Regions from separate parts of the Mus musculus genome. Here all the other regions are linked to region 2. Evidence: chromatin loops called from intact Hi-C (ENCODE). Cell type or tissue: heart. All regions are shown on one strand.

Region 1 (8,000 bases), 120 kb after region 2:
TAAGCTGGCGTGGCTAAGGCTGCAGGTTTTGAAACACCAGGCCTGGTGCAGTGAGATCTCTTTGCTTTTGACTCTGAGAGGTGAAATGAGTTCAATATAGCAAGAGTTTTCACCCCAAAGCCTACAGTGTTGTTTGTGTCACAAATGTGACTTTTCTCGCTCTACCCCCGACTCTCCATGTGTCCATGTGTTAGATTCTTTTTATTGGATAGATCCATCCAGCATTCCTTTTTTTCCCCCCACAACCTTCTCTCATTCCCTTTATGTTGAATTACAGCTTCAAAACAAAACAAACAAACAAGCCAAAACCTCCTTGAACCAAGTGAATTCTTTGGGTTTGGTTAAAAAGTGTAAGCTTGAAAATAAATTTCAAAGGTGGTTTTTAAGACTTTCTATTGAACAAAGAGTAAAACCTGGAGACTGGAGAACGGTCGGACGTGCAGCGCCGACCTTCAGCAGTGACGAGCCAGCACCTTGCTTCATGGACTTGATTAACGTGATGTCATTTCCAGACATTGTGTTATTTGGTTTGAGAGGACATTTTCAAGTTGCTTCCAATTCCAGCTGTTGGGGTAGAATCGGCAACCCAGGAAAGCCGTCCTGTGCTCTGTTGCAGGCCCCCTGGGCCAAAAGGGATCAGGCCTGAAAAACTGCATTGCCTGAGTGAGTCTGTGTTGGTGACACAGAAGACTGAAGCCATAGGGGAAGTTGGTGATGTCATCTCTCTCGCTTTCCCCTCCCCTTCCCACTCCCAACCCTGAACCCTGACCAAACAAAGCATATTTTTCTAGTGATAGAAATCAGACACTTTTGACCTTTTTCTTGAAGGGAAATTTTGTTTTTCTTCTTCCTTTTCCTTATCAGCAAGATCTTCCTTTTCATGGAACCATAAAAAGAAATTCATTGTTTGAGGTCTTTTTAAATACATGTATGTATATATACGTCCATCTATGTACACATATATATGTACAGACGTTAAATGTATCACTGATTAAATTTTACCTACTCATTTCATTCCCATGCTTGAATATACCGAAAATTACTCTTTCCCTAAAACGCATCTGATCTCTCCAAGCACCAGCATCCCACTCCCCAACAGAGGTGACCACTGTTTTGATATTGTCAGGAATTTCATATAAATGGGGCCACTCTGTGTCAACAGACTCATTTTGTTATCACTGCCTTGTGACCTTTCACTCAAAGTAAAATAATATTTGTGAAACCTGTCCCTGCTGTTTTCGTGTGACACTGGCTTGCTTTTTAGGGCAGCATGGCCTCCCCGCATCTCGGTGTTGCGTGACTGTGCCGTTTGCCTGCCCACTGTTTCACAGCAATGGTATTTAATTGACTCATCACTGTGTTAGGATGTGTTCAGAGGCCTTCAAGTGAAGTAGCTGATTTCATTTTGAAAGTTAACTTGTGATCTAGCTCTTGTGGCTATTCCCTGTGGAGATAAGAAACTTAAATATGTAGATAATTTCCCCCAAATTATTCAAAATGTAAGCGATGGAGCAGACTATACTCCTGAACGTTGGAGGATGCACACAGATCTTCACTTCCTCTTAATTACAGGGCATTGAATGGAAGCTCTTATATGAATAGAGAGGGCTTTGCAATCTCCAAGGGATGATTGAAGGGGGAAGACAGGAAGACTGGGAAAAGTTTAGTTTTCTGGAGAAGATTGATCAGGCAGTGAGCAGCAGAGACAGGTAGGACCTGTCTCTGTGGGTACCTGCACACCACCACCACCACCACCACCACCACCAGCAGCAGCAGCAACAACAGTTGGCGTTCTCTTTGGAGTCAGTGTAAGTTTTGAGAGTGAAAAATGTTTTGTCATTTTCAAGTCACCTAGGACTGTCCATTGCAAACAATAAAAATGACTAACACCGGCTGAACAGTAAGACCCTTGCCTAGCCTGAACATTCTGTGTAGAGGCTGAAGTCAGTACTGAGTACAGTGAAGTTGTGATGTTTCTGCCAGATTTGTGATATGAACCCTGTGGTCCTATGACTCCATCCCTACTCTGTCTTGAAGGGACTCTGTGCTGCCCTTGGCCATGTGACCTTGCTCCTTAAGGTGCTCTTTAGTAGGGCATCTGATGTCCTTGCAGACATCTCCTCAGGTGTAGAGGCCAGGATGCAGCATCTAACTACACAGGTGTAGGCAGGTATCTATGTTCTGCTGGTGAGTAGAGTTGGGTAGAGTTGCTGTTTCAGCTGATTGGTAGCTGCCATTCTCAGGACCAGTGCCAATCTAAATGAAAAAAACCTGAATTCTCAGCTAGAGGCCAGATAAGTAGTTCTTTCTTGTACTTCCAGTTCCAGAAGATGTATGAAAGATTGTCCCAACACAGGGAAGGTGACAAAAGGTGACCCTACATGTATCATCTTAAGTTTTCTATTTGGAGAAGACATCTGGGTGTCTCAAATGGAAAAGCAGTAACTTCTTGTCCTTCGTCTCCTAATGACAATGTTTATTCCTTTTGCAGACAGGTAACACCAGGTTTGCTTGGCACTCCCAATTGGAAAATGTCACTTAACTTCAGAGGCCACAGCTTGGGAAGTGTGATTAGAGTTCAGTAGACACAACAGTGTCTAACCAGCTTCCGCTACAGTGACCTGGAGTTAATAACTTGCTTACTGAAAGGCGTTTGTTAGACATAGGAGTAAGTTTGCGAGCCGTTTTTTTTGAGGGTGCCCTTTGATCTTGCCCGTCTTCCCATTGATTTGTTTGCTGCATGTTTACTGAATGCACGAGCAGCAGACTCGTCAGGAAGAGCAACCCTCCTCTCTGTACTAATCGTGTAGTAAGTTTGAGACAGGATGGGTCTTACGTATGTGGTATTTTGCATTTCTTTTTCATTGATACCTTAGTGGTAAGAAATTATCCTGGTGAGGAACTGACACTCATAACACCCACCCCCTTCTGAAACTTATTCTGCTGGTTTTTATCTTTTCAGAAAAAAAAAAGGTATAAATGATCAGCAGATGTTGTTTGTTTCTTAATTGTGACTCTCTCGATAAGAGTCCATTTATATATACTGGGTCAATGAAGAGTTTTTATTTTTACATTTTGTGAGTATATGTGTGTAAAAGGGTGTGTGTGTGTGCCCACAGAATTCAGAAGTTGATGTCAAATGTCTTTTCTCAATTGTTCTTCAATTTATTGTTGTTGTTGAGACACAGTCTCTCACCAAACCAGATACTCACCATTTGGGATAGGGTAGCTGACTAGCAAACTCGAGGAATGCACCTTCTTCATGCTCCTGACACCAAACCCTGCTCCCACACCCTGCTCTGGGATTGCAGGCTCAGGCCGCTGTGTCTGATAGTACATGGGTGCTAGGTGTCCTAACTGAAATCCTCATGCACGTGCCGCCGACACTTACCAGCAGTGTCAGTTCTCCAGCCCTTTAAGCAGTGGTGGCTTGTTGGGTGCTTGTCTTGTTGGTCACACAAGTCCTTGTAACAGAAACTGTAGGCAGGCACTGAGGGAGAGGGCACTGCTTCTCGCAAGGCTCAGCTCAGCACTCTTGTAGCTGCTGTGCCTCACGAGATCCCTGACGATGCCTGCAAGCTTTGGGTTGCTTCCCAGCTAGTGTACTGAGAGCCAGCGCTCTTTGCTGCTCCCTAGATCATGTCCTATACATACCCTTGTCAGGGAAAGTAAAATCCCAGGACAGAATGAACAACTCAGTACCTCTCCTGATCTCTGCGGGTACCTGTACTCTCATGCTTGTACCTCCACACAGATAGATATATTCAGAAAATGTCTTCTCCTCCTTCGGGTAGAGCTTATCCGGTAACGTCCTAACTAGTGGGAGACTTGGCTCTCAAGCCTTCTTGGTTATTTAGTACAGTCAGAATCCTCGGTTGACAATCATTATAAGTCAGTAGTCTGATGCCAGTGTTTTGTCGGAATGGAATCCCAGGATAGTTCATATAAAATGTTTGATGGTATTGTTGTTGTTGTTAATGTTATTGTTTGAGAGTTGATGGCTTTCCCACTTCTACTAAAAGACTCAACTATCTTCTCCTTTTCCCCATTAATCTAAAAATTCTAGATACTAACCATATGTAGGAATGTGGTGAGGTTTTCCCCAAACTAGAAAGTCTTCGCCACTTCCAGGATGTTTTCTGTGATGATTTCTGCACTCTCAGTGTCTCGTTCTGAAATCCTAGGGTGTCAGGGCTGTGGGTTTTACCTGCCAGTTCCTTTTCTCTTTTACTTTTGTCCTCTCTGCTTTTACTTTTGGAGAAAGTCTCTTAACCTAGTTTCCAAAACTTCCTGTGCTTAAAAACTGCATTGTCATTGTATGCCAAGTTCCTGATTTTAAATTCCTTTCCTTTGTCACAGGGTAGGGCCTCATGCATATTTAAGACGATAAATCCCAGTCTTACCTGTGAGGAGGCTGACTGTGGATGCTTGCTCCCAATCATTCCTTGTATTCTCTGTGTCCTCAGTTGCATTTCTCAGTTGTCAGATACCCCTGTGTAGCATCAGGAAGTAATTCTGCGTCTGCTGATCTTGGTTGTCTGTGTAGATAAGGTGGGAAGAGGGGAACCAGAGGGAGCTAATTGAGTAGCCTGTAGATTTGGGAGCACATGAGTTGGTAGGGCTTATGAATGGTTACTTTCACTCACAAATTATTAAATAGCAAGCCACCTTTCTCATTAGAGACTACAGGTAAGGCATCTCTCTGGAGCGTTACATGTCTCCTCAGAAGGAGCCTCAGGTCTAAGGTCAGCATACATTTCCAGTAAAGGATGAGACAGGAAATGTTTTTTAAAGTAATAAAGTAACACATTTACTTCTTTACTACTTCATTTATTTATTGTGAGTGTGAAGGTCAGAGGATAATGCCCAGGAGTTGAATCTCTCCTACGCACCCTAACCCTTACCTGGGTTTTAGGCTTTGGACTCGGGTCAACAGATTTGTATGGCAAATGCCTTTACCCACTTAGCCTTCTTGACAACCTTGAGACAGGAAATGTTTTATGCTTTGCAGTTTAGTAGGCAGAACTCAGAGTATTATATAACAAGAGAACAAATGTTCCTAAAATGTTTTTATTGGTGAGAGTCATTCATCTTCTCTATGAACATTGAAATTTGAATTTGACATAATTTTATGTTATAAACTACCATGTATTTTGTTTCCAGTAATGTGAAAATGTGAAACCCTTCTTAGCTTGTGAGCCATACACAGATGAGCTGAGATGGATCACAGTTGGCCCAGGAATCTATGATTGGCATTTCCTGTTCTAGATTCCCACCTGAGAAGAAGGCCCTGGCTATGAGTGCCTGTGTATCTCACCATCCCCCTTGTGATTTGTATTTGCTTCATTTATTTCTACTTCCATCTCTTACTCCTTCACTGTAGTTGGTGTTCAGGGTTTCTGAGCCTCTGTGCCTACCCCCACCTGCGGTTGTCCTTAGTACGTGTGCATAGTGCACTGGGTGCTTAGTGGTGATGCCCCGCAAGATCTAATGGCCTTTTCTATATACATTTTCAGACCTAACTTGTACCATGCTCCGTGTCTGCAGCCTCCAGCTCCTGAGCCTTGCTGGAGTTTTACAAACTCACTCTGCTGCCTCTTGTTTTCCTCTGCAGCAACACAGGCTTCATTTCACTCCATCTGTCTACTTCTACCCTCCTCCTCTTTCCATCTTCATTGTAAGTTGCGAAGATAAATTTTAGTTTCATGGAAGATGATATTGAATTTAAATTTTCCTTCATTTTTTTTTCTTCTGGAGGTGGAAAGTAAAGTGCTTTATTCTGTCTGTATGAACATCGTTAATCAAGGTCAAGGTTCTGTAAGTCTCACGTCAATGTATTTTCTTAATTTCAATAGAGAGACTATGATGTCCCTAGTTTCTGATGGGTTGCTGGAGTGGATTTTGAATCCTGACTTCCTTGCCTTCCCCTCCTTTCATCATTCCTCTGTGCCTTTGCCTGCTGACAGCCTTAGGTTGCTGTTTGGCATTCGTTGTATTCTAGTTGCTGGTTGACCTGCTTGCCACTTAGCATTTTCACTTGGATATTGTCTGAGCATTCCAATCTTGATGTAGTCCAAATAAAATCCTTGGTTTTTCCTCCTCTCCTGAATACTTGCTCCTTCCTGCCTAATTTCTGCTTTCTCACTAGGCTCCATGGTGTGTAAGAACTCTTCCTTAGGAGCTGGAGACATGCCTAGTGTTTAAGAGTGTATATTACTCTTGCAGAGAAGCCATGTTTGGTTCCTACCACCCATACCTGGCTGCTCATACCCACCTATGACTCCCAGAGACCTGATGTTCTCTTCTGGCCATCTCAGGCACTTGCATGCACATACACACCTACACACGGGCCACACAGTGCACATAATGAAAACTAGCAATTGAAAAATAAACTTAAAAAAAAAAAGAAAGTAAGTTCCCATGTAACTGTAAGCAGACCAAGCTCTTCTGTCTTTGCTTAAGACTCTCTTTGGCTTCCCACTGCTCTTCCAAGACTCAGATGCCCAGACCTCAGGCCTCCGGTACCCTGCACGCTATAGCAGCTCTGCTTGCTTCTAGAGCCAAAGCTCTTATAACTTATTGTTGTCCTCTACGTGTCAGCCGCTTGTTTTCATTCTGTGTGTGTGCGTGTGCGCGTGTGTGTTTTACATGCTCTGAGTGTGTGGGCACTCCTGAATCCACTTTTTCCACTGGTCCAACTGGGGTTTATAGGCATGCCTAGCTACGTTGCCTCTAAATATAGGTACTGGAGAGTCTAACTCAGGCCTTCATTCCTGTACAGCAAATGTTCCTACCATGGAGACATCACCCCAGGTACCCCCTTTCCTGTTCTTTTAATGTTGTAAACATCATTTCCCCTCCCAGTCCAGGGCCTACGTATTTTCCATGCCTTCTGCTTGGAACGCATTTCCCCCAGACTGTCTCCTCCTGCACTAATGGCTTTTCTCACGGTTTGTGACAAAGTACCAAACAGGAACAATTTAGAAAAGGCAGGCTTTATTTTGACTCCTGTTTGAGGTACAGCCTATCATGGCGAGGAAGGTGTGGTGGTGGGTGGTCATTGTTGCACTAGCATCCAGGAAACAGAAAGAGGATTCTATCTATTGACCTGTCCTAGACACACCCAGAGCTTTGTCTCCAAGGTGACTCTATCAAGTTAGCATTAGCGATTGCCCATCACATATCCTTTCTGCCCTTCAGGTCTACCTTTTAGATGCTCTAGTTCTGGAGATACTTTTCTGATGGCCTTTGGGAATCTCTGCTTCTCCATGCATCCTGTTTGGGTCCAAAGGCAGTGACCTCTAATTCCTGCCCCCACTGGACCAGTCACATAGCAAAGACTAACAGGCAAGCCACTGATTTGCCAAACATCACATGTTAATTGCTTCATCTAGTTTTCAAGCAGTGCGAGCTTGCTGTGATTTAACTTGTCTGTTTGACTAGTTTGCCTCTGTCGCTGATCGTGATGTAAGAAGCTGCTGTGTCTAGTTCTATTTTCAGTACGCAGTACCTGCACATAGCAAGCACATCACTAAACAGGAATTAGTTTTGTCAGTGTACATCTAGAAGCTCAGAGCTTGGAATGCCTTCAGACAACCCCCAGCCATTGTTTCTAGAGCCCAGGATTAGAGCATGCTGGGAACAGCTAGCTGCTCCCCACCCCATCCCCACCCCCAGTCCCTGGCCCTTAGGGACCTAGCCTTGGGGGAGCGTGGGTGCTGTGGAGACCTTTTGATGTAGTCTCTGAGGTTTACACTATTTTCTTCCCTTCCATTTGATTCCACTTGGCTAGGGGCATGTCTGTGGTTTCTTGCACTCTCATTTTTCTCTTAAGTGTGCCCCCCAAGTCCTTCTTGCATGGTGACCACATTACACAGTTCATCATCCCTCCACCAGCTGAGCTTTAGAGTGCACTCAAGCCATGGAAGGTTCCTGACTCCCTTTTTCTCTGGTTCACCCAGTCCTAAGACATTTAACCAACTCCTCAGTGCTGCTGAGTT
Region 2 (8,000 bases):
AATAATGTGTAAGAAATTAATAATCCTTATGGTTTTGGGATTCCAGACAGCATGGACAATAATACCATCAGGGGTGGCACAGCTGCCTTTTCCATATGGAAAAAAAGCAGTAGCAAATAGTTTTTGTCTATATTTTTAAAAAGCATGCTAAGTGAATCCTCTACTACAGAGCTACAAACCCAACCCAGTTTTTTTGCTGACTTTTGTAAGTTCTGTGTTGCCTGCTTGGTGTGGTCACTGATACTTCATCCCAGTTCCCTCTAGTCCCCAGGTGACTAAGTAGCAGGCTCTTCTAAATTCTCGAGATCAGACAACAAACGAAGAGCCTCCAATTTGTGATGTTTTCTCTTGGCGGAACAGGATGTCCTGGGCCTGGATACAGGAAATGCCTTCCCTTTCTAAGCTTCAGACTAACTTCTCCTCTTTCCTGTTTTTTCTTTATTTGTTTTTTTAAATTCCAGCTCTGTCTCGTCTTGTGTAGACTATTGAGGGTCTGCAGGTTATCGCTTCTCCTGGCCATCCTTAGAATTCTAAGACCTCATGACTCAATAAGTGCTGAACACCCCTCTCTTTACCCAGTGCCCAAGTTAGAGCTACAAACGGTACACAAATACTCATCTTCAAAGATCGTATCTTGCCTGTAAGAACAAAAACCACACAGAACGCTCAAACACAATCGTCTTGTGAGTGTGCCTATGACTGAGTTTTGGACCATTCAGTGCAAAAACTCCAAGGACTGATGCTACTACTATTTGGAATATCTGGTGGTGTTTAGACATGTGTGTCCAAGAGTTTTATAAAATTATCCAAAAGAACTATATCCTCTTTCTTCTACCATAGAAGGTTAAAAAATGGTCAGGAAAGACACTCTAGGAACTACATAGACAATATCGATTTCTCTTTACTGATATTTCTCATGCTCAATGGTAGTCCATCACACCAGGTAAAAAAGAAGTTCTCTCCAGGACAGAATGAATTCCGATTTGAGTGTCAGCTTGTTGTCTTGCCATTTAAGGGGGACTTGAAGAAGCTATTTACTGAAGCATTCAAGGCTCACTATGATAGTCATGTATGACTGGGCTTTGTGACTAGAGGAAACTAGGGATTTGTGTTCCAACAAGCTGACACTTGGTTTGTGGCCAGGCATGGTCTCAGGGTGAGCTGCTCTATTTTCCTGGCCTTGGTGCTCATGTTTTTGTTTTGGTAAAGCTCAGGTAAGGTTTGGAAGCTCTTTCATGTCCTGTAACTCAATGACTGTCTGGGCCGACAAGGCTGGAGAGGATTAGTCCCATCACTCTCTCCACAAGCACACACCTTGGATATTAATGGTGCAGCTGGTTGTCAGCCTTGCTTTTTCTGAATCCTGCTTTCCTTGGCACATCTTGCTTTCTTTAGTAGGAGGGGACCTGAGGGTGGGTTTCTCAGCAGATGAATTTAGAATTTAGTCCAAGTCTGCAGCCATGGATTGCTGACAAAAACTGTTTCTATTTGTGGGGTTTCCCTGGAGTAAGTTGCTGTGCTAGCTTTGGACTTTCTTCAGACTCAGTCTCTAACACTGTCCTGACTGCAAAGTCCTCTGACCTCCCTACGTGGGCATTTCAAGGGTAAAGTTACACATGGGTACTTTTGTGGCAGATTATCTTTTTTTTTAAACTAGGCACATGTATGGTATGTGTTTATATAAACATGTTTGCATATGTATAGGGATATTTGTTCATGGCACATATGTATGTATAAGCATGTCAAGGCCCAGAGGTGCTAGTTGCAGATTAAATTTTTAGTCAATTTAAAAAGTAAAAAAAAGTCAGGAAAAGTCATTTCAAGTGTGTGGTCCAACATATCTGAAGCCTTGCGTTTGAAGTTTAGGTGCTTGAAACTCATTGTGTATTTTATAAGTACTTCACATCTTCTTTAGAACTAGCTGCATCCTCGGTGCATACATGGCTGATAGCTCCTGGATTGGAGATGCATGTCTAGAAAAATTCTTCCCAAGAAAAATTATAACAGAGAAGCAGCAGCTCACCCCCCACAGACACACACACCCTCTCCTCAGCTCATAAAGGAGTATAAGCCACTCATTCTAGCATCTATCACCGTTAGCATTGCCACACATCAACTGTCTGACACAAAGAATCTCTTTGAGCCATAGTAGAATTAGCAAAAGTATTTTCCTGTGATCTGGCAGCTTCCAGAACTTGCCAAACGTTGAACAGCACTATGTGCACACACTGACAAAGCAAACTGATCTGAGCAGCTAAACGGCCCAAATGCTCAGAAAGACATGCTTCTGTTGCCTTCTGTATGCTCAATGCACCTTCCATTACAAGGTTGCAGGAAACTTTTTTTTTTTTTCCAAATCTGCAAAAATGTGCAAACAGAAGGGTAAGCCTTTTTGAGTCAAGGGGACTGGAGTACACAAATGTAAGGAAGACATGGTCTCTCACTGAAACTTCCGGCTGGGGAGGGAAGACCATGGATAAACTACACAAAGGGCTTGTGTCTACAGTGTGGGGAGGATGAAAATGAGCTGCCGGTGCCTCTCAACTATGGCCAAGGATTCTTTTGCAAATCCACATTAGAATATCATGAAGCAACCCCCACCCGTTTTGTGGGCTGATTTGTTGAAATTGCTTGAAAGTTAGGGTCAAAGGGACTTGGAAAGTGGATCAGGTTGTTTTTATCGGGGAAAGGAAAAAACAACAGATATGAAAGGTGTGGATTCCTCTGTGGTGACAAGTTGGGGTTTTTCCCGAGGACAGACAGGCAGCTTGAAGCATCCCCACTTGCCTCCTAGATTGCCAACGGTGCCTTTTGGATATAACTTAACCTGCATGCCTTTAGCTTTCCATGTGCTATCGCTGAAATGATCTACTTAAATTACTTAGAAACAATGCCTGGGCCACAGGACGCACCCGTGTGATGCCCCTAATGGTTAGGTTGAGCACTAAATATGCAATAATTGTTACCTATTTTGCCCTCTATTGTTCTTAAAGTTTCACGAGAGGAGGCAAGGCTGTTGAATCACGTAATAGGAAAAGAGAACAGGCAAACATTAATGAGTATTGAATCCCTCTCTAGATGGCAAACCTGGGGTAAAGAGTTCAAGGTGATTTGCCTAAGGGCTTAGAGGCTGCTCCTAAAATAGGAGGGGCTCCTTTAAGGAGGTGGTGATGGAGGTCCCAATGGGCAAGTGCTTAGTATAGGTACAGGTTGGAGTTGCAAAGGAGACCAAAGTTAACCTGGCTTGTCCTGTTCTTTGGCCTTATACCTGCTGTATACAAAGAGGTTACAAACCCAGAATCAGTGACACTCAATAGCATGCTGTACAGAAAGCAGGTAGGCTGAGCTCTGTAGAACCATTTGTTTTCATTACAAGGATTACTGTTAACAGGTCTTTAGCGGTAGCAGACAGACCCCCATTTAGGATGTTATGATATATTTTGGCGCGCTCTCATATCCTGGCACAGTGCCTGGCCTGGCACCCAGATGACACCCGGGGAACGTTTGTGGAATGAATACGTGCAGTCTAGTTTGTAGGGTGGGATGGGGAAGGAGACAGTAGGATAACTTTGCCTGTGATGCAAACTCTTCTTCCCAAGACCAAAGTTCTATGCACTTTGCAGCCTGGAGCCTACACTATTTTCTGGTGTGTGGAAATCCATTTCAGCCCAGAGGCTTGGGTTGAAGACTTGCAGCACGCCTCGCCTGGACGCACTCATCTTAGTATAAGCAGTTTTCTCTGAAGCCCTTATTTTTTTGGTTTGCGGTTTATTTACTTTAGCGTTTACAGATTCCAGGAGCATAGGGGTCTTAGAAGCGGGGTCAGGACCGAGGTCGCGGTTTGTATTTCTTTCCTGCTTCGCGATCACAACATCAGCAAGTCACAACATGGTTCCTTTATTTGCTCACTCGTCAGGGTAGCGTTTCTTTTACCTCCTACCGGGCGACGAAAGACAGACCCAGCTCGAATTCAGAAAAGGGCTCTCACACGATTACCCCGCATCCTCAATAGCAGGGACCACCCCATTTCCAGACTTAGTTTTTCATGCAGACACTAGCAGGATCCAATAAAAAACTAGACCAGATTTAATAAAGACAAACTTGTTTCTTTAATCCTTGACCGCAAACACTGGCGTTTTTGTGCCTCGGATTTCTGAAATTCTTGGCTCCAGGACACAGGGCGCGCGGGGGTGGGTAAATAGCTTGTAAAAACTTCCCGAAGCAGTAATCCGAGCTCTTCCTCTCTCTCCGGACCCTAGTGACACCTGACTTTAGGAAGGGAAGATACAAGTCAAAAGAGAAGGGTTCACAGAGGTAGGGGACATACCCAGTGGGTCGGGCTTGCCAAACCTGGGGAGTCCGGTGTTCAGACACAAGTTCGCAACCCGAGCCTTCAGCCTGGGCGCCTCTTCCCCCTCCCACCCCTGGTCAGCGCGCGGGAGTCTATTTAGAACCCAGCCCCGGAGCCCAGGGGATTCTGGGACTTGTAGTCCCTCTGCGCAGCCCCAGGCGCCGGCACGACCTGGGACTCGGACTACATTGCCCAGGGAGCTTCCCGGCCTATATAAGCGGTCGGGCGCTGCTTTAAAGTGCAGTAACCATGTGGATGTTCTGCTGAAGCGTTTCCTCAAGCCTGCCGGGGTGGGAGGAGAGGAGGAGGTGGTGGTGGTGGAGGAGGTGGAGGCAGAGGGTGGAGAGAGAGAAAGCGCACGCCGAGAGGAGGTGTGGGTGTTCCGCTCCCATCCTAACGGAACGAGCTCCCTCTTCGCGGACATGGGATTGCCCAGCGGCTGCTAACCCCTCTCCTGGTCCTGATCCCCCAAACCGGCGTGGCTCCCCGGTCACCAAGGTAGCTGCTGGGGCCGGGCAGAGGGCGCGGGGAGTTGGCACTAGCTCCCGTGCGCAGAAGTTTTTGCCCTGATCACCGGGAGTTCTTGGTGGCTTTGGTGGCTTTGCATGCACTTGGCGTGTATTTTGGGGCTTCTTTCCCTGTGAACAGTTTTGGGGGGAGGTATATATTTTTTTTCAGGCTTAAGTAACCCCAAACGTCCTCGACTCTAGTGACCGGTTTCAACCTCCTTCCCCGTATTGAAATGGCATTCCCCCAAGTTGGAAACGGTTGGAGTGTCTGCAGGAAATAGTTTTTTTTCCCCCTGGGGGGGGGTATTTGAGGGGGTCATATGAGTTCGCTCAAGGAAATAATCTTTCTAAAAATGTAGCTAGCCCTGTTGCGCTGCTCAGCTGGTAGGATAATGCATGCGTGGGGGTCCCCGTGGGTTAAAAAAAAAAAAAAGGAAGAAAACCGGAGGAAGGGGGGGGGGGGCGATGAGGAAAGAAGTGTGGACGGAGCTCGTGCCCAATGAGGACGCGGGTTTCACATACTTGGCCTCCACGCGGGGAAACAAGTGCTTTGGGATCTCAACACGTCCCTTACTTCCATCCACCTTCAATCCCCATCCGGCGTGTTCGAAGTTTCTGCGTGTCTGATCTTTCTGGCCAGCTACTGACGGGAAATAAGCATGCTGGGTTTGCTTTTATTTGGGGGAAAGAGATCCCTCCGACTTAGCTGCTAAATTTGGAGGGGAGTGGGATCTGCAGGAAAAGCGGAGGCTATAAAAGTCAAAACTTGGATTTGAGAATTTCTGATAGACCCTCGCGAGATCCCCTACTCAGTCTTCTTTCTTTGTTAAATATTTAGGAGCTGATTACAAGGGACCAGGATTTGCATCCTTGGCTGGGCGTCCATTGGCTACAGAGTGCCTGACCTGGGTCAGGTGAGTGTGCGAGCCGAGTGCTGTAGTCAAAAATGGGTTTTTGTCCTAAGCATTTTCTAAGTCCTCTTGTAGCTGCCATAGAGGTAAAGTAGGGAAAAGAAAGACACCGTGGTCAAAATTGGTCATGGTCTTGGGTGAGTAAAGGTCTAGTGACAGCCACTTTTGAAGGTCGCTCAGAAGTGAAGCATGGCGGGGTGAGGGGGGTGGGGTGGGGAAGATGTCGGTAAGCGACCACAACGTGCAGTTAAAGGGACTGTAAAGTGGGTGGTCCCTTACCAGCCTGAGAGGAGCCCTCATTAGTTTAATTCCCAAAGATGCAGAACTTTTCATCTGCCAAGATCCCTAAGCAAGAGTGAGATACCCCTCCCTTTCACAAACTGTCACTTTGTTCTGTTCGGTTGTGGGCATGCCTGTACCCAGAATGGGCTGGGCTGCAAGAAATGAAAGTGACAAATTGAAAGAATGAGAACTTAAAAACGGGAAGGAAGAGCTTAAAGAATACTACAGTCGCTTCCAGGGTTTCACTGGAGCCACCTGAATGTCAAGGAACCCAGCGGGCTTCTCTTGCTTTGGGACCTGTTCCTGGATGAGGAGCTGAGGGCAGGCAGCATTTCTGTCAGTATAATGGCATATTTAAAACCATCACAGCCCGTTTCTAGAAAATAAAGCTTCTGTAGGTACAGGTGCCACTATGGTTTCAGGTTTGGCCATTGGATTTTGTTTTTGTTTTTGTTTTCCTAAAATGTCTGGGAATTGAGTAAACAACAAGTTAATAGGGGTGGGTGGTGAGCTGTGGGCAGCTGGTCCTTGGTAACTTCTTTAATGTCCTAAATATTTAGCTGTTCCCTGGGCTACAATCTTTGGGCTTTTCTAATTAGTGAATAAAAGCCAGATACTTCATTATGGTAGTAGAATGCTTTTGTTTCCTGTTGATAAGGTCCTCAGGAATACTGGCAGAGCGGGAAACATTTGGAAGGGAAGGCTAGTTCTTCTGTGGACTTAAGTCTATGTTGATTAAAGCTTGGGGTCAGCCTTCTCTTTGAAGTACATTACAGACGAGGTTAACTGGTCCACAGACTCTTCTCTATCTTTTGCCTAAAAATAATGAGGCTGTTCCATTAGGTAGTAGCAAGCCAGCTGCAGAGCTGTATCCCAGAAGACCTTAGATGTGGGTAAAGAAACCAAGATACAGAATGAAGTCACTGGGCAGCCCGGGCAGTAATGTGTACCGCTTGTGTTTAAGTTTATGGAGAACTGGGCGGGGGGTGGGGGGAGATGCTAGGAAAAATAGTAAACATATTGATCTTAATGCATTAACTTATTTATGTCTTACCAACAATGTACAAGCTATTCTTAGTTTGATGTATGAAGAAAATGATAGCGCCATTGGCAGGGATAAAAGACTGTAGGTATTTGTAGGAGGATTTGACGTTGGGCTGAATTCATTTTGGAAAGCTCTGTGTTGAAAGCTTGAATCAGGACAGTTAAGGAAAACCAGAGGAAAGCCAGTGTCTCCGTGCAGCCTTAGGCCTGGCTCATATCTGAAGTATAGCGTGGTCATTCACATCACGGCACCTGAGCAGGTTTGAAGGAGTCAGGTGTGTCTCTACGTGAATAATTGGAGAGCTTAAACCGCTTTAGTTTTACCTGTGGAATGTTGGTAGCTTGTCCTGTGGCCTCTGGCTTGCCTGGCAACTAGTTGTTGCAGTGGTTTTCTTCTCCATTCCTTTCTTTCTTTCCCCATTTCTTTCATGGATGTGTGCATTGCATGAGTATACGGGGCAAGCACAATCTGCTCTTGACTAAATCAATTCGGAACAGAAAATCTCATCAAGATTTCCTTCTAACTAAGCAAGGGAAGTTCTTTATGTTCCAAATGAATCACTCCGGCCTCTCCATCGAAGCCCGCCCAGGAAAGTCACTGAGGCATTATTACCCATGCAAAAAGGTGGCTCCTTTTGCCAGCCTCCCTTGAGGAATGGGAGGAGCAGTGGTGGCTTAGAAGAGAAATAGGTTAGTGCCACAAGAACAATCTGTTGACTTTGCCCTCAAAGTGGTTTCAGCTGCAAAAACACTAGACCGTGGAGGTGGGGTGGGAATGGGACACTCTGGAACTAATTCAATGGTGTGCAAGGAAAGGACTTGAGAAAACTTCACATGGCTTCTTAGCTAATAATGATCTCATGGAGATTCTGTTCTACTTTTTTTTTTTTTTTTAAATACAGG
Region 3 (8,000 bases), 94 kb after region 2:
CTAGGAAAGGTAGCTCTAAGTACCTGCAGTCTGGGCTGAGCTTCTCTAGGGTTTGAGTCCTTGTTGCTAATGGAGCCTTTCGTGCCATGATCTTCCCTTCGACATTTGTGCATGAGGTACAAGCGTTGAGATGTCCCTGAGACAGTTATGGTGAAAGGTAGAGTTCCTGTCCTGGTTAGTGTTTGGTTGACTTGACACAAATCTAGACATATACGGGAAGATTGACATGACAAAATGCCTCCATAAGATTGGTCTGTAGGAAATCCTGTATTCACGTGTGATGTGGAGGGCAGTGCCATCCCTTGGCAGGTGGTCCTGGATAGAATGAAAAAGCATGCTAAACTAGCCATGAGGATAAGCCATAAGCAGCGGTCCTCTATGTCTTCTGCTTCAGTTCCTATTCCAGGTTCCTGCCTTGAGTTCCTGTCCTGACTTCCCTGATGGTGGATTGCAAGGCTGTGAGCTGAAATAAACCCTTTGCTCCCCAAGTTGTTTGGTGTTTTATCCCAGCAACAAGAGAAACCCTAAGATGTTCCCAAGAACAACTGTTACAGATAACGTATCTCAGAAGGTTTGCTGTGTTGAAGGTTTTCTGTCTCTTAGATTTTATATGTAAGACTACTCAGTCTTTGTGTAACCTTGTGCTGGAAGACATTTCTGTGAACTACTGATTTTAGCATATTGTAACATTATGTTTAGCTCCATGTAGTCAGTACAGTGAGTGGCTCTATGACCACTGCTGTCTGAACTTTCAGACTCAAATGCAGTAGCTTTGAGAGCTTTGGAAGGCATGGTGGGGTCAAATTGCCATGGGTTAGTTCCTGGCTGTGTGATACTATGAAATTCCTTAAGTTCTTGCAGTCTCAGATTTTGCTAAAGGATGTTTGTTTTGATAATTAAATGAGACAATTACTGTGAAGTATTTATATAGCTCATAAAACATTGCCGGAAATAAATTAAAGTACAAGTAGGTACTTTTAGCATTGTAATTATTAGTTATATAATGATAATACCTTTTAATGCCAATAACTCTTTATAAATAGAGCTATAGCTTGGTAGCCACAGAGAATTAATTCTAGGACCATTAGAGGTAGCAAAAGCAGCCACTGCTCAAGGCTTTATATAAAATGGCATAGTATCTTCATGTAAACTAGGCATAATCTCCTATATACTTTAATCATCTCGAATTTATTTGTAAGACCTAATATCTCATCAATGCTATACATTAGTGATAAAATTTAGATAACAATAAGCAAACTAGCTTTACATGTTCATTATAAGCACAACTTTCTTTCCTCAAAGGTTGTTTCTGCCAGTGTTTGATTTATGCATATGGAATCCCTGGATACAGAGGGCTGACTGCACTTGTTATTTCCATTAGCTTAATGTGTGTATGTGTGGGTGTGTGTGTATAGTCATATCACATGTATCATATGTGTTGTATAGCACCAAAGTTAAGAATAATAGAGGAAGGATCATATAGATTATGTAATGACCCAGAGGTGACTTTACGGAAAATTACTGGGAGGTTCTAGGGAGGTTATGGACAGCTCCAGGGAGTGATCGCCCTCACTGTTACAGCTCGTGTCTGTGATGCCGCTGCCCCATAAGTGTGTTTTCCACAACCACCCTTGTTCTCCTTCCCTTTGCCTATGGGGTGAGTTTGGGTGGGGCGCTCATCACAGAAGCCTCTCTCATCAGACAGCTTGCAGAGACTGAGCTAAGCATGCACAGACTTGGCAGTCATTGGACAGAGCTGCCTTTCACTGAGAAGAATTGAGCAGACGCACAGAAACCAGGACTGGTGGCCTTGAAGGTAGATCCTCCTCACTATGGGAGACGTCAGCAAAAAGGAGTGAAGGTTTCCTCTTCCAGCCAGCAAACCCCATTTCCTATGAACAGCAAGCATTATGTCAGCTGCCAGAGCAGCTTGAATTTACCTCTCTTCCCTGGATTACGTAACGCATAGGATTCAACTGTGAGGACCCTGGGGTGTAAAGCAGTCTCTTTTTCAGGGTAAAACCACTCAGAGTTTCAGAAAAGGAAAATAACCACCTATATCAAGTAGACAAAATTTCCAAGTAATTCTATGGAGAAACTTTGGAAGGGGCTCAGCAACCATGACAGCCTGGCTACCTTGGAGACTGCCTTTGTGGTTGCAGCTAGAGGCAGGTTAGCCAGACCAGTGCTAAAGGCAGCAACTGCAGTAACCAGAGGCTCCAAGGTCCAGTCCCAGGAGGAACCCTTGTATGGGTGAAGCTCATCCCCGGAGAGGATGCGTTTGTTATTCCTGAGCTGTGCTGTCTTTAGGATTCATAGCTCCTGGCACCAGGGCTCTCGGCTCCTAGACAAGCGTGGTGTATGCCGTTTCTTGTGTTCAGATTGCTTGCCATGTTCTACATAAGTCTCTTTTAGAAAGATGGGAGATGATAGTGGTAATCTATATTGGGATCATCTCAATTCAGTATTAAATAAGTCTGGGACAACAAGTAACGCCCACCCCATTACAAGCTTTATATGAAGCAAACATCTATTTTTGCTTTGTGCAGACTCCACTGTATGAAGTGCTAAAAATAAGCCAATGCTCAGAAATCATTTGCGATGCAAAAATGACTGTGGTGGTGGTGGTGGTGGTGGGGGGAACCATGTTGTTTTCTGTCCTGGATATAAGTTAATCTTACAGGTCAGAAATCGTGCCCTAGAACTGTATCTGCTAGGTCATTGCAAGGCTTTGCTGGGTTGGAGGGACCTACACTGCTCCCTGTGGACTAGAAATGCCATCTCGTCAACAGAAGCTGCTATCAGATTCTCTTTCCGCTATTTTTTATTATCTAAAAGAAATCTACTTGAGTCTTGGGTTTTAAAGGTTTTATTTTTGTTATTGTTGTTCCCCCTTTTTGAAAAGTAGGATAGGAGCTAGATGTTTATAAGTAGAGCACAGGTTAGAGTCACTGAACATCAGGATCATAGGAGCTTTTAAAGGGCTCTGTTCATTTCCTAATTCTGACAGTGTCCCTTAAACTTATGCTCTATGCCAGGCCTCAAAAGATCCAATCCTGGCCTTAATGCATTGACAAATACTGAGCTGTCAAGTCAGATCAAGTGTGCTCCATGCAGTCACACAACTAACCTTAGATATCAATCTCCGAACCTAGAGATTGGACACCTCTTTGCTTTTGTCAAGTACCCCTTCCATCCCCGTAATGAGCTTTCTGATGTAGCAACGTTGGAACGCGCCAGAGAAGTAGCTGGGTAGTTTACAGCCTGAGGGCTGGGTTTCCGCTGAGAGTGAGACACCTCCTACCTCCCTCAGTGTGTCCAGGGTGAGCCAGCTGACCCAGTTTTGAGTCTATTTAGGAGATAGATGGCCACTTTCTCCTCTCCCACCAGCCTGTATATCTTGCTGCTTCTGCCTTCGGTCAGGGTCAAGATGCAGATAGCCTTGAGCATCTTCCTACACTGCTGAGGTTGGCAAGATTCTTTCCAGACTCCCGAAACATAACTAATGCCGGAGAATGAGTGAGAGAGGGCATTGCACAGAAAGGAAGTGGATAGGCCGGACTCTGGTCCTGGAAGGCAGACACTGTTAACTAGGTGACAGACTGTTTTCTGAGCACTTAACCCTTTACAAACCTCTCTTCCCGACTGATGGTTTGTTAATGGTTTGTTACAGTTTCCAGTGAGCCGCTTTGCTTTTAGAAATCTACATGGCTCAAGGAGAGGAAAAGCAGGGCTAGGTTTTTCTGGAAAAATCTATGGAATGTGCTCTCTTCCCATCTGTCTGGGTGCTTCTGTCTTCTCTTGTCATATGCCCACACTCTGGCTTGGTGACATTTCTAAAAACCCACAGGAGACAGTGGCAGAATCTAAGCTTGAACCCTGTATTAGAGAGTTTTGTTTTCCTCCCCCACAGCCAACCTTTATTATAACAATAGCAATCATCCCCTCTGCTATTTATTGTAAATTTTCTCAGCATATAAAGGACTCTTGGCATAAGGGAGGAGGAAAATATAGTTTAAAGAACCGAGTTGTTTCTTCTATAAGGAGAGTTCCTAAAACATGAACTTTGGACTTAGTTTGGAAGAAAAAAGAAAAAAACAGTGAAATAAACACTTAGATGAAATCAGCCTTGTAAATGTTTTTATTTGAAAGATGGAAATTGATTGTGTAGGTTCATATGTAACACCGAGGTCCTATAGAAGCTGTAGACTATGAGTCTGTACTTGGGGATTTGAAAAAAAGCAGTTACTTTTGAATTCTAGTGCCAGACTCTGCCCGTTTGCACAGTTTCACAGGGTCTGTGCACAGCAGCGCACAGTGTCTGAAGGTTCCCAGGCCAAGCCTGTTCCCCGGCTGGAAACAGCGCACCCCGGCTTCTCCTTTGGCTCCCTCCGTGTTTTCGCTTTTGTAGCTCTTAGCATTTTCTCTTCCTGTCCACAATCCAGACAGTCCAGGCTCGAGTTGGGGTGTGTGTCCCTGTCCCTTATCCGGCTGCTCCGAGGAAGAGCCTCCCTGGCCTTTTGCTTTCATTTGCCTTATATGGTCAGCTGTGGAGTTCGTTATTCCTGGAAAGGGCCTTTTCACTGTTTCAAGCACTATTGCCCTCCACCATCTCCTGAGGAGAACTAGAGCTTGCTGGAAGCTTGGGGTTCCTGGTTCTAATGGGGATCCTAATGGATTCTCACTGGTTCCAGGGCAGGTGATGTTTGGACCTCAGGCTAATGAGATGTTTAACAATAGGTGTATAGTTAAGAATAAACTTCCTTTTGAAACCAGGGACTCCAGAGTGTTCCGGTGTTTTGTTTGTTTGGTTTCTGTTGTTGTTTGTTTGTTTGGTTTCTGTTGTTTGTTTGTTTGTTTTTCCTTTCTTCCGAGCCCCAAGTGGGCTGGTCCTTCTCATTTCCCAGGATCCTGCTGCCTAGATTGCCTTTCCCCTCGTTATTCTCTCTGGCTCTGCTTCTTGGAGGGCTTTATCTACCACAGGATAGATGACATTGATTTCAGTCAGATCCATGTCCTCAGTTATCTTCTGAAGTACGGCTTCCGGTGTCATAAAGAAACAGTCATCTTAGTGGTTCCCACTCAGGCGGCTGCCCCTCCCCTTCCTGCTCCTCTTCCTGGTGGGATCTAGCCTCCCGACCTGGGCAAGCCGAGCAGCAGCACTTTAAAAATAATTAGACTGAACACAAGAGTGACAAGAAGGTGTGGTTTATCTTTCAGGCCATGGTTAGTTTGTGCTTTAGCCTAAAAAGGAAGTTTGTAGTGTGTTGAATGCAAGTTAGATGTTTCTGGATGAAAGGTGGAGCTGAAGATGAGGGTGGAGTTAATGGAGTAGTCCTTGCTCCTGGCTCAGACAGGAACATTTCTCTAAAAAACTTTTATTTATTTTTAAAAAGGGAAGTTGAATTTGGTAATGGTTTGAGGCGGCTGCCTAGCTACCCTGAGACCGGTTTTTCCCTCCCATCTTTCATGGCCTGCCTCTCCATGGTGGTGAGGATTGGGCAAGCTTTGAAGTCACTTTCGTTTTCTAGAACTTGTTGGTGAAGCCTACCCCCCACACCCCCTACCCCCGGTCACCCCTCTTTTTTTAAAGCATGCCTACATTTCTCTCTTCCAGCTCTGCCTGTCCAAAATGACTTCCCTCTTTTCCCAAATCCCCAGCAGTTCACTGTCTGGCAAAGGAGTGACATCTGGCAGCTTGCTAGGGTAGAGGGAGAGAGATGTAGAAGGGAAGACTGCACGTGTTCAATACCACAATTACCCTGAGCTCCATGCTGTCAGGATGTATTACCCACCCACCCAAGCCAGGGGGGGGGCACACTGGAGTGACCCACCTGCACGATTGTGTGTGCGTGCCTGTGTGCCTGCTTGCCTGCGTGCCTGCTTGCCTGCTCTGGCAGGTGTTTGGGCAGATGAATTCTCCATTCACTCCTATCTGGTTCATGTATTTCTGTCTGCTGATGAGAAAATAGCAAGCCAACTTGAGAAGATTCAAAGCCGCACTCAAGATGTGTCAGGAACAAGGCTGCCTGATGCTGAGGGAACAACATGAAACCGACCAATCACCTGTCTCCATAGTGCGGCCACCCAAAGTCATCCTGCACTAGGATGACCATTCCTTGGGTGGAGTGAGTGTGTCTTTGTCCTTTGCACATATTCTCTATTCTGGTGCATTTTCACATGGATAATGATGATTTCTGCTACAGCGACAGGTATTGAGTACTTCATGGTACCTGGACTGTACTGAAGTTCACCCATATGTAAATTTGCAAACATGCTCTCTTATGAGGAGGGTGCTGGTCACATCTTTTATTTTTCGGAAACACAGGCCTCAAGAATTAACATGCTCAGACCCACAGTTAGACATATACACCTGACTGCCAGACTTAGGAAGTGGCCTTCCAGCTGCCTGCACTAAGGGCCTTCTCACAGCTGAAGCCCCTGCCTGGTCCTGCGTAGAAAGCCTTGCAGGCTTTCTCTCCATCGGTCTGATCGTCCAGTGCTGGAGGCTGCCTGTATGATTTGCATGCGTTCTTCTGGTGATTGATGATTCTTCCATAAAATCACTGCTGACCTTTCTTTAGCACCAGGTTCTCTTTGCATGTGTGCTTTGTGTGCTGTGTGTGAGCACGAGCGCACGGGTTTGTGTATGCACAGATGTGTAGACATATGTATATATAATGCTTGTAACAGCCAGAAGTCAGGCTGCACTGTCGATCTTCAGGAGCCATACATGATTGCTTAAGGTTTTCTTTTCAAGAGAGAATCGTTTACTTTGCCTGGGGCCTAGGCAAGTAGGTTGCCTAGATAGCCTGATGCGCAAGCCCTAGGGATCTGCCCGTCTCTCCTTCTCTCCTTCCTCGGAGTTGGGGTAATAAGCACACATTACCCAGGCAGCCTTTTTATGTGAGTTGTGGGGATCAAGCTTAGGTCCTCCCAAGTTTTGACCTATCACCCTGGCCTGCCACTGTCTCTTTTGAGCTTCCTTTGTCTTGTTACATTACTGTGTTGTTTTTTGTTTGTTTTTTCCCTGACTTTTTTTCATCTGCTACTTGGAACTGTCAGATTTTCAGGGCCTCTCAGGTGTTGGTTGCTAGGAATAATTTCCTAGGAGATTACCACATTGTTTCTTCGTGTTCTGTGTCTACAGTTGTGAGTTGGGCTTGGGCATAATTTTAAAGGGACATTCTCTGGGAGATCATGCTGATCAGCTGGCCTTGCTTTACCTTGGTACTTTATAAGTTATATGTAAGATGCACAGTGATGTCATCCAAATGAAGATTGTAGACTGGCCTCTTTTCTGTTTGACCTGCTCTGGGGCAAAAGGGAGAACATTTCTACTCGCTAAGAAGTTCTCAGGATGTGGCTGCTATGAGTTTCCATTTCTTCACCTGAGGAGCGGGCCTGAGCTCACTGGTCCTGCCTTTGGAGTATCCCTTATTTATTTATTTTGTGGGATTTTCCCCTTTCCAGTTCATTATGGAGCTGTCTCTAGTGGTGGCTGGAATTTGTGACTTCAGCAGCCATCTGGAAGCTTTGCTGTCACCAGTGTGAATTGAGAATAGGGAGAAGAATGCACGGGGGATTGAAGGAGAAGCTGTTGCCATTTGGTCAGGACTTGCTAAAAAGGCAGGCGTCCCTAATTGGTAGCTTAGCAGCTAATGGTTATCACTGAAGGCTGTAAATCACACTGCCTGGAGTCTTCTTGAAGACAGCTTCTAACTGCAGAGGTTCTTAACACCTTTCATCTGACTTTTTGCTAAATAGCCTGCTGGAGTCCAAAATAGAAGCTGTGTAGGGAGATTACCCTTAAGCAGATCTCAGCTGCCAAGACTGCTGTGGTAAAGTTGTATTGCTCCCCACGCCCCTGGCATGAGATTGGCAGACAAAAATCCCCAAATGGAAGGCTTGGGAGATGGTTTGGGGGTGGGTAAGGTGCTTGCCTTGCAAGTGTCCGGACATGCGTTTGAATTTCCAGAACCCAAATAAAGCAAGGTTTG

The links. Peaks named below come from ENCODE experiments on the same cell type or tissue, not always from the same donor. Only the 100,000 strongest peaks of a DNase experiment are listed, where the experiment ranks them.
Region 1: it touches region 2 in a loop (1.9-fold over the local background); 10 of 42 quality-filtered maps call a loop at or near these places.
Region 3: it touches region 2 in a loop (5-fold over the local background); 7 of 42 quality-filtered maps call a loop at or near these places.

What each region holds. Positions count from the first base shown.
Region 1 is chr6:108,327,117-108,335,116 of GRCm38, forward strand. All of the region lies in intron 4 of Itpr1 (inositol 1,4,5-trisphosphate receptor 1), which reads left to right. Among named protein-coding and RNA genes, the nearest start is that of Itpr1, 120 kb to the left of the region's middle. In heart, no CTCF peak of the experiment used is centred here; a DNase peak (open chromatin) is centred at 3,505; H3K27ac peaks cover 1,417 bases.
Region 2 is chr6:108,208,505-108,216,504 of GRCm38, forward strand. It overlaps Itpr1 (inositol 1,4,5-trisphosphate receptor 1), which reads left to right and starts at 4,592. Exons shown (of 62, transcript NM_010585.5): 1 at 4,592-4,849; 2 at 5,699-5,774. Gm38872 (predicted gene, 38872) reads right to left here and starts at 4,414. Exons shown (of 3, transcript NR_167935.1): 1 at 4,351-4,414; 2 at 4,102-4,269; 3 at 3,752-3,936. In heart, no CTCF peak of the experiment used is centred here; DNase peaks (open chromatin) are centred at 3,577, 4,557 and 5,397; H3K4me3 peaks cover 3,910 bases; H3K27ac peaks cover 2,775 bases.
Region 3 is chr6:108,302,028-108,310,027 of GRCm38, forward strand. The region is part of intron 4 of Itpr1 (inositol 1,4,5-trisphosphate receptor 1); the gene reads left to right. Among named protein-coding and RNA genes, the nearest start is that of Itpr1, 93 kb to the left of the region's middle. In heart, no CTCF peak of the experiment used is centred here; DNase peaks (open chromatin) are centred at 3,424, 4,464 and 5,104; H3K4me3 peaks cover 1,660 bases; H3K27ac peaks cover 3,719 bases.